Regions from separate parts of the Mus musculus genome. Here region 1 is linked to region 2. Evidence: chromatin loops called from intact Hi-C (ENCODE). Cell type or tissue: gastrocnemius. All regions are shown on one strand. Links, peaks and the distances in the headings refer to the core of each region. The heading gives the core; the rest is flanking DNA. Region 1 overlaps Ccdc158 (coiled-coil domain containing 158). Region 2 holds the start of Stbd1 (starch binding domain 1).

Region 1 (8,337 bases), core at 260-8,259, 53 kb before region 2:
TCCACTCTCTGGGCCAAGCAAACAAACCACCACACTGTCTCAAACAGATGAAAGAGTAGCATGTGTAAAACTGGAACAAATACTAAGTCTGAAGGTGTTGCAAGCATTAACTTGAGATAAGTCATAGGTGAGAAGAGCTTCCTATATTCTAACAGTCACTTTGTTCTTGCTTAGGATTGAGCAGCTGATCAGTGAACATGAAGTTGAGATAACAGGACTTACGGAGAAAGCCAGCAGTGCTCGAAGCCAAGCCAACAGTGTCCAGAGTCAGCTGGAAATCATTCAGTATGTGTGTACTAGTAGTTTGAAATTGATTCCATTTATTGTAACATAAAAGCTATTATTTTAAACTGGAGATTTGGCTCAGCCATCAGTAGCACTTGTTGCTCTTGCAGCAGACCTGGGTTTGAGTTCCAGAACTCACCTGGCAGCTCATTACTGTTATCTGTGATTGTAGTCTTGCAAGGGGAAGGGGTGTCCCTGCAGGTTTTATTGCTGATAGGGAAATGATCCAGGGGAGGGAAGAGTGAAAGTTGGTTCAGTCTAACTTAGGTAGCTGGTGCTGGGCCAAACCTCAAAGGTCAGATGCCGGTTGGTTTATTTTAGTCATCTATAAGCACAGCAAAACTTTGGGAAAAAAATTCTGATAATTATCTCAGTCCCATGAGTATAGCAGAGATTAAGACATGTTTACATTGAAATTCTTTTCAAAGTACAAAGATGGGTACTATTGATGTAGAGATAGTGGCCAAGATTTAGGGTCTGGGGAGAATGACTAAGGAAAATACGTCTGTGAGTGTCAGCTTTGGCCTGGCCCTAAGGTAACATAGCAGTCACTTAGGCTTCTGTAAAGTACAAGTGGCATCTCTCATAAGGATGGGTTTTGTGGTCCAGAAGCAATGCTCAAGATTTAGGAGGAAAGGGGCTGGGATAAGCAAAAGATAAATTCTGAGGGATATGGGTGGAGCCCGATAGCAAAGTATCACCAGGTTGGAAAGTACACTCTTCCCAGCATTCCAGGCGAACAGGTAAGCATCCTCTTTCTTTGAAGAGACAGGCCTGCAGCTATTATTCTAGTATGCTGTCCTAATACCTTTTTGAAGTTGCTTAGTAATTTCCATGTAAAAGTGATAAAACTTCTGTAACACGCTTTTGTGTCACTATGTATGAATCCTGGGATTTGCTGAGTTCATATTTAAAATGATAGGACAAAGTGTGTGTGTGTGTGTATATATATACACACATATATGTATAATTATGTGTGCATCTATGAACAAAGTTATACATAGGTATATATGTCCAAGTATATACATAAAATATATGTGCATAAGAAATTTTATAATTTGAACTAATGCAAAAAACTATGCATAGCCCTTTTATTTTAAAGGTCTACTGTGTTTATATGAGTATGTATACCTGTGTGTGCACATACAAGGACCTATGTGCATGTGGGGACCATAAAGAGCATCTGAGTTCTGAGAGCTGTAGTTCTAGGTATTTTCAGAATGTACAGCATGTTACGTAGGTGCTGGGGTCGTAAATCTTCTCCTCATGATTTCATAGTTAACACTCATAATCACTGAGCCATCTCTCTAACCTCCAGTGCTGATATTTTTAATCATATTGCAGAAGTAGAGAATAATGTAATGAACACACACATATATGTGTATATATATGCATATATGTATATGTATACATACACACACACACACACAGACACCATGAGCTTTGGCAAGTAACTTGTTTTAGGTGCTTGGAATTTAACAGAATTTTACATGCAGCACACCTAACTTATATCTCTAAGCATTGTCCTCAACCCTGAGCTGTAACTCAGAAGAAACAAGTTTGTATAATGAAAGACTGTTGTTCTAATGACTCCATATAAAGTCATTACTGGTAGTATCTAAGAGATGTGAGGGCCCATAGGGTACCATGCATATTCTTAACTTGATATCTGCTTTTCTGCCCATTCAACACTTTTTAGAGAACAGGCAAGGAACCAGAACTCCATGTATATGCGCCAGCTCAGTGACTTAGAGTCTACTGTTTCTCAGCTGCGTTCTGAACTGAGGGAGTCCAAAAGGATGTATGAAGATAAGGTCAGTTTAAACATCACTTCCAAGGGCTGTTTTTTTGCACATTGAATCATTTTTAATAGTTTGTTTGAAAATGAACAATCAATAATTTCTAACTAAAGGAATATTTTTAAAATCAGTGTTAGTTGGTAAACAAACATGCTAAATTATATGTTAACTTATAAACTTTTATTTAAGTTGATGTTTAAATTCATTATAAAGTGATTGAGAAATATTTTTCAGGTAATTTCTAGATAATAAATTGAGTAGCACAGAGTGTAGGGACAACACTACTCCTGCATGCCTGAAGCTCTAGATTAATCCTCACTACCACAAAATTGAGTTAAAAGTAAAGAATAGAACTATGCCATTTATCTTTTGCTAAGGCTTGGCTTGGCAAGTGTGGCCAGCTGTCTGTGTCTCCCACCAATGCTTTGGGGGCTTAATTCATCCCTTCAACTTCTAGTCATTTTTGTGTCTAGAAAACTAAACTTTAAGATTACTCAAAATAATAAAGTAAAAATTAGGAAACTCAGTCTTCCTATTTCATCATATAATTTCTCTTTAAAAGCAGATAATAATATTTTGCAGGAGGTGAGTCTGGAGAGATGGCTCAGCAGTCAAGATTGTGTACTGCTTTTACAGAGAGACCTGAGTTCAGTTACTGCCACCCACAGCATATGGTTCCCAGTCCCTGGAGCCCACAGCTCCAGCTCCAGGATGCCCACCATCTCCATGATTCCATATTATTATCAACCATTTATTCAGAGCTTAGATTTTTGTTAATTTCAACCATTTGAAAACAGTGAAATTCCTAAAACTAGAAAAACAAGAGTTGCCTTTCAGAGGAGGTCATGTTCTGCATCCCTGAGAAGGGTGTTGATGTTTGCCTTAAGTGGTTGCGTTCCACTTACTGTACAGTGTCTTACTTTGTGAATGTTTGGAAGATGAGTTCACTTAGGTTATCATAGAGCAGTAGTTCTCACCCTTTGGGATCTGCTCACCCTTTCACAGAGGTGGCATTTCAGATATCCTGCATATCAGATATTTATATTATGATTCATAACAGTAGCAAAATTACAGTTATGAAATAGCAATGAAATAATTTTATGGTTGGGTCACCACAACATGAAGAACTGTATTAAAGGGTCACAGCATCAGGACGGGGAACCCCTGCTTTAGAGAGCCTTGCAGAGATAACTCAGGTACAGTTTTTCCTATACCTTAGTTATTTATTTTAGGGTGGTCATTTAGAATAGAGGGTAATGCAGCTACCACCCCTTTCATAAATGACAACCATCCTGTTAGCTGCAATAGAGGAAGCTGGTCTCTGTGCTGGCAGACTTAATGGACAGACAGTGCAGCACTGTCTTCCACACATTGACTTACTGTCTTGTGCACAGCACAGCTTAGCTTCCACTGCCATTCCAGTGATGACCACAGGGAGGTGCTGTCTTCCTTGGCTCAATGATGTACATTAGATGTCTACCTTTAACTCTGTAGCAAGAGGAGGAAATTTTCACACGGTTTTATCAAAGTCAGCAGAGGAAATTAACAGGAACTGTATACTCTCACCCCAGCCATGTCTTGCAAACATCTTGATCACTACTCACAGGAAGGGAGTCCATGCAGTAAGAGAAGAAAGCCATTTACCTCTATTAAATGTCAGGTGGTATTCTCTCTCTTCAGATGTTGAGTTGAAGATCATTAAACTGATTTTATGATTAACTAGGGGTTGTAGTTTGAATAGCATCCATCCTTTTTAAATCTCTATGTATAGCTTCTAGTCTCGGGGCAAGATAATTTTAATTACTACTACCTCAAAGCATCCCTCGGGACCCAACTCAATAAAGCCAAGAGAAGCTCACTTTTGCCTTCTAGTTTCTTTTCTCAGGACAAACCTTTGTGTTGATGGCGATTGTCCACTCCCTGTAGACAAAGCACTCTATACAAAGGGCATGACCCTCCCTTCAGAAGCCAGAGCAGAAGGGTGGTCATGGTCTCAATAAAGCATGGCTAGGAGGATGTCACATGATAATCTGACAGACAGAGGAGCACCATTGTATTATAGTCCAGTAAAAAGGTGCTATTATTTTTAAAGTGTTATTCTTGACTATCCAAACCATTCTGAAAAGACAGATATTTACTGACATAAGACTCCGAAAAGTCACAAACTACTAAATCAAGCTCAATTCGCCTATGTTTTCTTATGTCATTTGTAATTACTATGGTTCTTCATTATATTGTAGCTTGAAAAAATGATCTCTTCATAAGCTTCATCCAGTTTGCTTATTTATCTTGTCTAATATATCATGTTGACATATTAGGACTATTGTCCTAATGTGTTCTAATGTAAATAATTGATCACCAATACTTTTTTGTTTGTTTGTTTGTTTGGTTGGTTTGTTTTGTTTTTTCGAGTCAGAGTTTCTCTGTGTAGCCCTGGCTGTCCTGAAACTCACTTTGTAGACCAGGATGGCCTTAAACTCAGAAATCCACCTGCCTCTGCCTCCCGAGTGCTGGGATTAAAGGCGTGCGCCACCACGCCCAGCTCTCACCAAGACTTTTGATAATCTTCTTTTAAGTATTTATTTATTTAATGTATATGAATGCTTTATCTGCATGTACACCTGCATGCCAGAAGAGGACATCAGATCACATTATAGATGGTTTTGAGCTACCAGTTGGTTGCTGGCAATTGAACTCTGGAAGAACAGTCAGTGCTCTTAACCACTGGGTCATGTCTCCAGCCCTGACTTCTGACAGTCTTAAGTAGTAAACACTTACTAAGGAGGATAGCCAGCACATGGGATGCTGATTTAGGAAGCTCGCACATTCAAGGCCTGCCTGAGCTACATCTTAAGGCCCCATCTCAAAAAAGGGGCTTCTAGGTTTAATCAGATCCTTGAAGTGTTGATAAAATACATCATTAACTGAAGGGATTCGAACCTGCTGACGGATAACTAGGCTCTCCTGGAGAAGCAACTCCTGCTGCCTGCTTGGTGTAACTGAGCAACAAAGATCAGGCATGTTACAATGAGGATTTGATTTGGAGGAACACAAAATATCATACTATGAAGTGGTTTTGTTAGGAAGACTTGGAAGCAGGATTTAAAAAGCATATTCTTGTGCACAGTTTGTTTAATTTTCGTATATTGTGACTTCATGTTGTTAAAATCTTAAGATACATGGTCTCCTTTGGTGTTTCAGTACAGATTTTAGTATATAATGTTCAAACACCAAGAGAAAAAAAGCAAAGAAAATAATGCAGAAAGGTTAAGGATAGAGCTCAGTTGGGGGAGTGCCTGCTTAGCATTCTTAGTTCTGAGTGGACCCCCAGAACATAGCTAACATGGTGTGCTAGAGCACACCTAACACGGTAGCACATGCTTGACATGCCAGTGACTGGGCAGTAGGAGCAGGGTCATGAGAGGTTCACGGTTGTCCTTGGCTACATGAGGAGTTTAAGACCGCCTGAGGTACCTGAGACTGCCTTAAAAACAAGATGTTTTTGATAAGCCTGAACAAAACTTTTCTACCTAGAATGTGGAAATTCAGAGAAAAGCTGTTACAAAGAATAATTTTTTTCAGGTTAACAAGTATTTCATATTGGTGAAAACAGACATTCTATATCTAGGAAAATTTTAGATGTAGCCTTTTTAAAAGCTGACAAAAGTGTTTTACTATAATGCTGTCTTCTATTCTTTTCTTTCCGTTTAGGAGCCTCCAGAATTCCCCTTTACGAATCTGGACCAGTAGAAGCTGTCACTATTGACTCTGTAGATTTGGCTTTACTTTTAACTTTCGCTTTTTGACAACAACAACAACAAAAGCATAGCACTATCTTTCTAAGTTCATCCTGTGTTGACAGTAGTTGGTGCTGGATTGCCTAGTCCATAGTGAAGATGGAGCAGCACTGTCTGGAGCTGTCCACTGTGCTAGCAGAGCGTATAACGGCTTCAGAGTTCTGTGCAGCTTCAAGCTGAAGCACAGAATCAGAGCGAAAGAAAGCACACTCATAAAAACAAAAAATAAAGCATAGCTGTAATATGATTTGATGTGATTGGCCGATACTCCTAAAATCAGTGAAATTTGAATAGAAATCTTGTACTAATTTGTACTGATCCAACCCAAAAAGTCTGTTCATGGATGGTGAAAAGGGAAAACCAGGCAAGAAAGGAGGAGGAAGCTTGTCTGTCTGTCTGTCTCTCCCGTGTCCGTGCTTCTGCACATTCTGAAGGCTTTTCTTGGCAGTTTTGTCTTACAGCTGTTTGTATCAGCTCGGCTGCGACTCCACTGGTTTTCCCTTTCACTGTCCATCCGTGTGTGCGAGCGATGGATTAATGCACACACCGTGCATACAGGCGTGTGTGCTCTAAAAAGTGAAAGGTAAAAGCAGAGCTTAGCAGCCGAGTCAGTACTGACAGCTACAGAGCCAGGTCCCTGCCTGCCAGCCGGGGGGTGGGGAGGGGGGTGCTTTGCCGGAGGACGGGAGGGGAGGACAGGCGACGGGCAGGTGGGTGCCAGAAAGTGTGCCCTCCCCTTCCCCTCCCCCTCTCCCTCCTATCTCTCTAGTTTTGGCCTCCTGTTATTGTCAAGTTTGATATTGTGAAAGAGCCACCCCAATTTTGATTTTTCTTTTTGCAGTAAAGACAGAGCTATTTTGAAAGAACATATACAAATAACCCTTTGCTCAAGGAGCGAAGGTTTGCACCCAGCTAGGAGAGTGGTGATTCAGACTAAAGACTTTTGTTCAACTTAGGGCCCAACGTAGAGGACGTATAGAATCCAGTCTAATCTTTTTTTGATACTTTTCTTATAAGTCATGAAAAACTTAAATAATAAGAAAAAATATTTTTAAAAAGTAAAGGTACACAATTGGAGGGAACATGAGAGACCATGTAGAACATCTTTAAAAATTGTACCTCAGCAAAGTGGAGGCATGGTGGTATGTGACCAGAGCCCAGCACAGTCTCCCTGAGCCTGCCAGCCCACAGAATTGCTGTGACGCAGTAAGATGTTGCGGCTCCTACTCCCTCCTGAGTGTGCTCACTCAGGCTTTCTTCTCAGACTGAATTGACAAGGCCACCTCGGCTGATGATTCATTTGCTCAGAAGCCACGTAGGTTAGAGGTTACACTCCCATCTTTCTCTGTATCTGCCCTCAGATGGGGCATACGAATCAAAGTTTTCTCACTGGTGTGGGTATTGGTTGTTTTGTTTGTTTTGTTTGTTTGTTTGTTTGTTTGTTTGTTTGTTTTAGTACTAGGGGTTGAATCTAACAGGCACTCTTCCACTGAGCTGTATCTCAGGTTAAAGATACTTCTTAAGCTAGGTATAGCAGAACAAGCCAGTAATCAATTAATTCTTGTGAAATTGTTTATAAAATGCATCTTACAATCAAATACAATCTATAACCTAATATTTCATGTGTACTTAATACTTGTGAGAATGCATTGTAGCGTTATAAAGCATAATCAGTCAGAGCTTTGTGCTTTATGTACTTAACCCTCATGGAATATTTTTAATATATAACATAATCACTCAAAGCCAACTTAAACATATATTCAGTGTAAATGTCAAAATTTATGTTCTAAGTTCTATAGGCTGATACTACATTATAGACAAATGCATAACTGTATGATATTTCTATATTAGCTCTTAGATTACTTATGTATCCATGTAAATGGATATAGAAGCCCTACACGTGTATGCTTTCTTGTCAAGGAGATAGGTATATATGTGTATGTGTATATGTGTAATGTCATTATTGACTATATATTGGTTTAATAAATGAACATTTTAAATGAATCTGTTTCAAGTAAAAATAAAAAGTTATTAAGAAAAAATTTGTCTTGGTCATGTTTTCCAGTTAAGAAAGTTTGATCACATCCAAACTGTTTTACTCTTGACACAAATTTTCAAGCCTATTTAATAGCCTTAGGAATAGGAAGAAATGTGCAGTATTTATGCCAGTATGAAACCTTTTTGAATTCTAGAAAGTAGATGATTATTTTTTAAATAGTTGTAACTATGGTGAGGTTCATTGCATAACACTAAGTATTAACATGTTCTTATGAAATGGTTCATTATCTAATTCTTCATATTGTGTGGCTCCGCTCAGATCAAAACCCATAGTCTCCGTAGTCTGGGATCTCCACTCTGTGTTGAAGGCTGTAGGAACATTTGCGGTCCTGAAGGCAATGCCCTCCTGTAGACCTGCGAAGTGCTGAGTTTGTGAAAGGAATCCCTCTGTGATACAT
Region 2 (8,337 bases), core at 301-8,300:
AATGCTGCTTTCAGGTGAATCTAGGCTTTTGTCAGCACAGGGCATCTTAGACGGAATAAAATACCTGCCTTAGCTGATAGATAATATAGACTGTTAACACATGAAAACTCATTTCACTTGTGCATTTGGAAGGTAGAAGTAGGAAAAGCAGCTGTTGATGGTCGTCCTTAGGTATCTAGGGAGTCGCAGGCCAGTCTGGCCCACCCTGTCTGAAAACACCAAGGCCGAGAGTGAATTTTGGGGTTAGCCTGTGCTACAAGAAACTCCGCCTCAAAAAGTCCCTTCTAAGCAAAGTTTTAAAAAATATTTAAGACTTTCTAAAAAAAAAAAAAAAAGCATTTAAAACTCCCTGAGGGAGGGACAAGACTCTCCCTATGGTATCTGCTATAACTTGAGGCTTGCTTTTCTCTTTATGTAAAATATAGCTCCTTTATACCTAGGTTCAAGTGCTAAAATTGAAACAAATGAGACATTGAATAAAGATATTAAAACTCAGTATTTATTTATTCAGTTATAACTTAAAGCTTAATTATTTCTTCTCAGCGCAAAGACATTCTTCAGTATGGTCCTATAGAGAATTTCACTCGCTGGTATGTAAGGAGAGTGAAGAGTTAACAGATGGAAAAGATGCCTCTGGGGCAGCCCATTTGTTGACCCCATGTAGGAATGAGGTGGAGCAGTGAGCAGAGATGGTCCAACCAGGGCACTGTGGGTAAAGGAGGGATGTACCAGACTCAGACCTGTTACTCCCAGTCCTCAAGGAGCCCTTCAAACCACCTCAGCATCTCACACCTCAATCCCTCATGCTCTGCTTCCTGGGTGACCACCTCTGAATAGGCTTTCAGCCACTAAGACAAAGGCGTACTTGCTAATGTCTCGCCTATCCTCAGCAGTTAAAATGGAATAAAAACTAACAGGAAGTCTAGAGTTTCACTCCGATCCTTACTGGTCACAGTTCCGTATGATGTAAACAGTGTTGCTTTAGCTGTGTTTGATGGGGCTTATTGTAGTCTTTCTAGTCTAAGAGCTGCTAAGGGCGCTCTACCTTGTACCCGTGCAGTTGCTTAGTTGCTCCTTGCCCATATGTAGTCCATACCTCAGGTGTACTACCCAAGATGCAACTACCCAGGATGATCAATTCCTCAAGTCCTGATGTGTCAGCACAAACCAGTCAATACAATAAGGGACAAGTGCCAGCTTACAGGAAGCATTATCTGCAGGCATACATCTTCCTACATTTTGGACAAAAGCCACACTAGCAAATCTGAAAGAGCCCTGATGGCTACAATTGGAATCACACCGCCTTTACTTTAAGCTATGCAGTGCGCTCTAAAGCCTTAGCCTTGTCCACATTCTGCTGCAGCCTCTTGGATGCTCTGAAAACTGAGTCAGTGAATCCCCCACCACCCATGAACCACTTTATCCTCATGGCCAGTCTGCAGGAATCTATTGCTGCATTCTTCCCAACGAGTAACTTCCTTATTCTCTACCAACACGAACTTCCACTCCACCACTGTGTCTGCAGGCAGGAAGACAGAATGAGACCAGAGCCCGTCTTTGCAGTAGTGGAGTGGGATGTATGTGTTCCATCTCCCAAGGCTCTCATGGTCTCCAGTCACTGCAATGAACTGCACATCGGTGTTTGTGGTGTAGTGCACCTGGAACTGGATGCTGACCTGTTGAGGTTTCAGAGATGCCACTTTCCCATCTACTTCCCAGCCTCTTCCTCCCACAAGACTGTTTGTGCTGTCGTCCATTCTCTGATTTAGACTTAACCTAGAAGCCTCAAGACTGCCACCCAAACCAACACTCCCCCAAGATGAGTGCCTAGACACCACTTCCCAGTCCTCGTGGCCTGCCTGGTCCTGACTGACTGCTTTAGCTCTGTCCACAAGCAGGCTGCTGGAGGGCAGCTTTGCGGCCACACTGCCAGCTACTTTGACAGCTGTTTCTTGTCCTTTGGGGAGTCTCCATTCTCCTCCATGAGATCCTGGGCTTTGATTTCTTGCCGCTTCAGAGTCGGCCCTGGAGTGTGTGTCTGGAATCTTCCCAACAGGAACAAACTCTCTGGCATTGACCCAGTCTGCTCCAACATTCTGCAGCCGCTGTGCTTCCGGCAGGTTACCAAGATCTTTGCTCTCAGAAATCAAATGTCCGTTGCTTTCTCGAAGATGCTCTAAGAAAGGAAAGGGCAGTAACATTAGGTGGTTCACAAAGGAAGACGCAGAAAACTTTTGCTCTTGTCTTTATTTCTATGTACAGTTCAAGGCTCTGTTTTAAAAAAAGCAAGTACCTATTTGAACATTCCCAACACTGCTCTAAGAGCACACATGTAGAGCCAACGATCAAAAGCACACTTGGGGAGTCTCAGCACACACCATGAGAGAGAATGAAGTGGCAAGTTGCAAAGTCTCCCACAGTCCAGACCATGTTGGCAGGTATCCAAAGTTAAGTCACTTGGCTCCTGTCATTTAAAGAAAAGAAGAAAAAAAAATGCTGTCCAAGGGTTGGGGCAGGAGCTTAGCACAAGGCCCAGCCTCACATGCTGGTGGCTTCTATAGAACAAAGGATTACATGGCTACCCTGCACCTGAGAGTACACCTGAACTCCCTGGCAGTGAATACAAGACGGGCCAGCTCCAGCTAACTGGAAAGCATAGCAGTCAGTGTGAAGAAAACCGAGAACAAGACTGAGTGGAGCTGGGGGGGGGGGGTGTGGTGGGGGTGGGGAGGGCTTGAGGGAAAAGTAATGTCTTCAACAAGCACAAGATTTTCCCATCCCACCCACCCTCCTTAATAAGTACATACAGTTATAAAAACTATTCTTAAAAGTATACTATCCAAGTTCTCTAAAACCCTGGCTTCATTCCTGGCGACCTCTCCTAGAAGCCTGACCGCCCTAAAACCATAAATCAGCAGGGGTTAGGAGAACTCTGCGCTACATGTTTGCCTCTTTTTAATGATGACCTTCAAAGTGAGATGTCAGCAAATATTACTCTGGAGTCCTAATTTTCTGAAGAACCTTTTATCAAAACCCAGCCGTGGGAAAGATTTTCACGTAGTAGCTACAAATGACCACCACTAAAAATAAGTTCTGCCAGGCAGCTGGGCAAAGGGCACAGGAGGTAAGGGTTTGTGCCAGTGCACACTGATTGCCTGATGCAGGGTCTCTAAAATGTAGATTTAAACTTAGGTGACAATTCTCATCAGAGTTCGATTCCCTAGTAGGCCACCACTTGTTCACACGCCAGCACAAAGCCTCAGCTACAGTGGCCTTCATGACCTAAGTCTAAGCTGAATTTTACTTTCCTGAAAAAGCTGCCCAGATAGTAGGAAGTGAGTGTTCATAAGCCCCAGATCTAAGGAGGGGTGTGGTATGTCAGCGACTGGGACTCAGAAGATGTCCCTCTCAGCTTCAGCAGGAACTGAAGAGTTGTGAGATGCCCCCCCCCCCCCAAGCCATCCTCGTACACTGCTCCAAGTGCGGCCAGGCGGAGGAGCCTGTGCCCGCTGAGGCGGCAGAAGCTGGGCGCGGCCTCTGGAGGACCCGCGTGGCCTCTCCAGGACAGGACAACCCCAGAACGCGATGAGGGCTGAAGAAGGTTCAGTCCGAGGTCGGGGAAGGTGGTCCACCAGAACCCACCCGCATGGCTCCAAGTGCCTTTCGTTTCCCCTTCCCCGGAGAACTTCAAAACAACTAGCTCGAGGGGAGGAAGAATACCTGCTTTGGAGACCAGCTCCCGATCGGAAGGTTCAGGGCTCAGGCCGCCACTGCCACCACCACCCGGACCGTCTCCCGGGGCCGCAGCCTCCCCAGGAGGTGCGCCCTTCTGCGGCGGCTCCGCAACCCCGTCTTTCCCCGGGGCCCCAGAGTCTCCCCGCAGCAGCCACAGGATGAGCGCTCCAGCTAGACCCCCGCCGACCAGCAGGGCTGACCAGACGGCGCCCATGGCTGAGAGAGGCTGAGGGAGACTACGAGCCCCAGTGCAGGGCTCCGCTCACCCGAACGGCCACACCCACCCCGCCCGCCCCATCCTTTTAAGGTTCTTGGCCGCCAGCCCAGCCTTCCACGGCCGCCGCGAATTTTCCTGGCCCCGCCTCCCGCCCCGCTCGCCCCGCCCCGCAACCCGGCTCTCGCCCACTCCCATCACCGCTGCCGGCCCTTCCACACCTGGTCCCGCTCCACTTTATCCCACGCCAGAAGAGCCCGGTTACGCACAGCTCCGAGCCAGGAGATGGGCGCCCGGAGCTCTGAGGCCGGAGAAGGCTCTCACTGGACGGTTAGCACAATTAGGGGTGGAGAGAGTAAGGATCGTGGGGAGGGCGCAGGGGCTTAGGGGAAGCTCCAATCCATCCCCAGCTTTCTCAAATCTCTACATAAAGGCCCACCACCTCCGCCAATCTTGTTCGCCTTTACCTCTGGGACCTCCTACACTCTTTTTTTTAAAAAAAGGTTCTAGACTAGCCTAGAAGTCTTTCCGTACCCCAGGCTGCCTCAAACTCGAAATTCTCTCCCGTTTCCAGTGGGGAGTTACAGGCTCTGGCGCTCTCTCTCTCTCTCTCTCTCTCTCTTCCTCTCTCTCTCTCTCTCTTCCTCTCTCTCTCTCTCTCTCTCTTCCTCTCTCTCTCTCTCTCTCTCTTCCTCTCTCTCTCTCTCTTCCTCTCTCTCTCTCTCTCTCTCTCTCTCTCTCTCTCTCTCTCTCTCTCTCTCGCCACGCGTGTTGCTGCACACCCACCCACCCAGCTGAACTGGATGTTGCCCAGACACGGAGCCCCTACAAGTAAATATTAATAAAGCAGCAACCCTTTATCAAAGCATCATATAGTCAAAGTGTTTTGTGTATGAACTTAAATTGGTCCTCACACAACAGAAATCCTGTGAAGGAAGGACCACACTGCTGTGCTGATGTGCACACTACTCAGGGTAAAGAGCCGGGTGTTTTACCTGGAGTCTTTCCTTTAAACACATACATCCTGTTGCTGAGGCCACAGCTGGAAAGTATATGCCTTGCAATTATTGCTAACATGGCTCCCTCTGGGAGGATCAATCACTCAACAGTGCACCTCGCTGGATCACTGAGATCACAAGAGATCACACATCTCCTGAGAGAGACTTCCTGGTGGGTTGCTCCTCTCTTGGCATAGGCTGCAACTGGTAGAGAGGTGGAGAACAGAGCAATACTGACTCCTGTTTTATTATTAAATTATTTAACTTTCAAATAGACTGTTGCTATACCTGTAGATCAGAGCATCACTCAGCCCTCCTCAGAGAAGCTGCTTCCTGCAGTAGAGGGGAACTAGCACAGAGACCCACAACTGGACCGTGTGGAGAGAGAGACTTTGGAGCTTTCAGTCCTAAATGGGATGACTTTTTTAAATTATCCCCTAAAGGCTCAGGGATCTAAGTGGAAGAGGAGGTGGATGGTGGAAGAAGGAAGCCAGGGGTAGTGGATAACTCCACCGAGACAGTGTCTGGCAGATACAACGGGACTCGAAACACTTACGCACTCACAGAGATTGTAACGACTTGAAAAACACCTGCAGAAGCCCAAACCAGAGAGAATCCCAGCACTGAAGGCAGTGGGGGGAGTGAGCACCAAGTCCCACCCCTGACCAAGAAGCCACTTGCAATTGCTGCCTGCTGGAAGGGGAAAATCCATTTTCTCCAATGGAGTCTCACTGGGTATATCAGCCACATTCTAGGAGTAGATGGTTGACACACACAAGCTCCAGGTTTCATTTGGGGATTTGTGTGTGTGTGTATACTTTTTGTTTTGTTTGATTTGGGGGTTTTTTTTTTTTGGTCTTATTAATTTTCTTTTTTTAAGTTTGTGTTTCTATATTCATTTTGGTTTTTGTTTGTTTGTTTGTTTGTTTGTTTTGTTGTTGTTTTTTTGTTTTGTTTTGTTTTTGAGAAGGGGGAGACATGAAGTTGGGTGGGTAAGAAGACAGGGAGGTTCTGGGATGAGCTGAAAGGGAGGAAAGAATATGATCAAAGTATACTTAAGATTAATTTAAAATTTTAAAGAATTTAAGATCCAAGCAAAGAAGTTACATAGATAGTCAGAAAAATGTAGATGACAGAGAGGTAGAAGAGGAGAGACACACAGATAATATAGAGAAGCATAATAAGAAGAGAAAGGATGGGTTGGAGAGATGGCTCAGCAGTTAAGAGCACCGACTGCTCTTCCAGAGGTCCCAACTTCAATTCCCAGCAACCACACGGTGGCTCACAACCATCTGTAATGGTGTCTGTCTTCTGGTGTGTCTGAAGAGTGTAATGGTGGTATACTCATATGTATAAAATAAATGAATAAATAAATCTTTTTTTTAATTTATATTTTTGTTTTTCAAGACAGGGTTTCTCTGTAGCCCTGGCTGTCCTGGAACTCACTTTGTAGACCAGGCTGGCCTCGAACTCAGAAATCTGCCTGCCTCTGCCTCCCAAGTACTGGAATTAAAGGCGTGCACCACCATGCCCAGCATAAATAAATCTTTAAAAAAAAAAAAAAAAAGAAGAGGAGAAAGGATGAGCTACCTGACAAACACATCCAATCAAACTCACTCAGGTGAAGACATCACTACAGCTATACTGAGTCACAAGCCCCTACATGATGCCTGTCTTCAAACTAGAGGCTAATAGAGCCAACTGCAACCATGTCAGACCTTCATGGAAGACTGCCCAATGACCCTGCATCTCACAGCAAAAGCCTGCCCTCCTGACCTCTCGGCCCCGCCCTCGCTGGCTCTTTCCATCCACAGTGGCTTTCTTAACTTATACAGATCCCCACGTGCCTTGCAAGCACTACAGACATAGAACGTGGTATGATCTTTGTCAACTCTATTTCATGTCTTTAATTAGAGATCTAACGGTGAACTTGGGTTCACCATATACAGTTTGGAATATCCAAACCATAGCGCATACCTTCCATTATAATCCAGTGAGCATAAACCCATGGTTTCCTTGAGTTCTGTGAATTCATGATTCCCAAAAAGAAGATAGGTAGGTGGATAGTCAGAAAGATATAGATGAAAGAAAATTAGAATGATGTTTCCTTGAATTCTAGCAAATCATGAAACCCAAGGAAATGGTTGTTGGATCCTGGAAGTTCATCAGCCAATAGAAGCAGAAAACTCATGAACTTGCGATTGATTGTTGAAATGGGGAGAATCTTAAACTGAGTTCTTTAACGTATGAGATCAAAACTGACTCGGGGTAGAGTGTCAGAACTGTGTTAAAAGGGAGGACATCGAGTTGATATCCTGTGAATTTAAGAATTGCTTAGTGTGCAAAACCTCTCCCTACTTACCAGCTCTCTCCCTGGAGAGAGGTGTTTAAGAGTGGGACAGAGTAAACCTCCCTTTCCACCACCCTCTGTGTTATTGGTTTCAGTGTCTGTACCCTGTTCGAACCTCATCTGAGTACCTCCGTCTATTTAGGCTCCACTGCACTCTGCAACTCTTCTTGGCTTAACCCTGCTCAAAGTCTTCCCTAAAGCTTGGCAGTGCTCCCCGCGGCTCAGAATTCCACTCAGAGCCTCCCCAGACCCCAGGGCCCAGAGGCTCTGGCTATACCAAATCCTGGTGGTGCCTAAACCGTGTTCACATTTCAACACATAACCTTTTAGAAGTATGTGAATTTGGATGCATGACATCATGGTTGCCTTCCGGGAATATTCCAGCATAGCAGACGAGCTGCTGGTTCCAACTCCTCTCTCTCCAAGCCCTGGCTCTCTGGGAATGTACCACAGCACCTGTGCGTTTCTGTCAAACTCTGCGCCTGTGTCTCCCTCCACATGACATTCTCCACAGGCAAACACCCTCTCTGCAGATCGGTCACGTTGGCGCCTCCCGGCCTCGGGTTTCATAGAGACATTTTCTAACTGCAACTGTTTGCAAACCTCTGACTCATCTTGGCACCTGGACGGACTCCAGGCTGAGCTACTTGGTAATGATGAAACCTTTAGAAATGGAGAATCTGCATTTCCCTGATGATTAAGGATGTTGAACATTTTTTCAGGTGCTTCTCAGCCATTCGGTATTCCTCAGGTGAGAATTCTTTGTTCAGCTCTGAGCCCCATTTTTAATGGGGTTATTTGATTTTCTGGAGTCCACCTTCTTGAGTTCTTTACATCCTTAATCATCAGGGAAATGCAAATCAAAACAACCCTGAGATTCCACCTCACTCCAGTCAGAATGGCTAAGATCAAAAATTCAGGTGACAGCAGATGCTGGCGAGGATATGGAGAAAGAAGAACACTCCTCCATTGTTGGTGGGATTGCAAGCTTGTACAACCACTCTGGAAATCAGTCTGGTGGTTCCTCAGAAAATTGGACA

What was found. Peaks named below come from ENCODE experiments on the same cell type or tissue, not always from the same donor. Only the 100,000 strongest peaks of a DNase experiment are listed, where the experiment ranks them.
Region 1: a loop joins it to region 2, with 2.2 times the contacts of the local background. A loop is called at or near these places in 3 of 42 quality-filtered maps.

Annotation. Positions count from the first base shown.
Region 1 is chr5:92,651,631-92,659,967 of GRCm38, reverse strand. It overlaps Ccdc158 (coiled-coil domain containing 158), which reads left to right. Exons shown (of 25, transcript NM_001360018.1): 8 at 175-285; 9 at 1,985-2,099. Among named protein-coding and RNA genes, the nearest start is that of Ccdc158, 19 kb to the left of the region's middle. In gastrocnemius, for the core only: a CTCF peak has its summit at 3,515; a DNase peak (open chromatin) is centred at 3,512; H3K4me3 peaks cover 396 bases.
Region 2 is chr5:92,598,721-92,607,057 of GRCm38, reverse strand. It overlaps Stbd1 (starch binding domain 1), which reads right to left and starts at 4,007. Exons shown (of 2, transcript NM_175096.3): 1 at 3,721-4,007; 2 at 479-2,176. The coding sequence starts at 3,949. The coding sequence ends at 1,389. In gastrocnemius, for the core only: a CTCF peak has its summit at 3,527; DNase peaks (open chromatin) are centred at 2,015, 3,565 and 3,997; H3K4me3 peaks cover 3,599 bases; H3K27ac peaks cover 4,624 bases.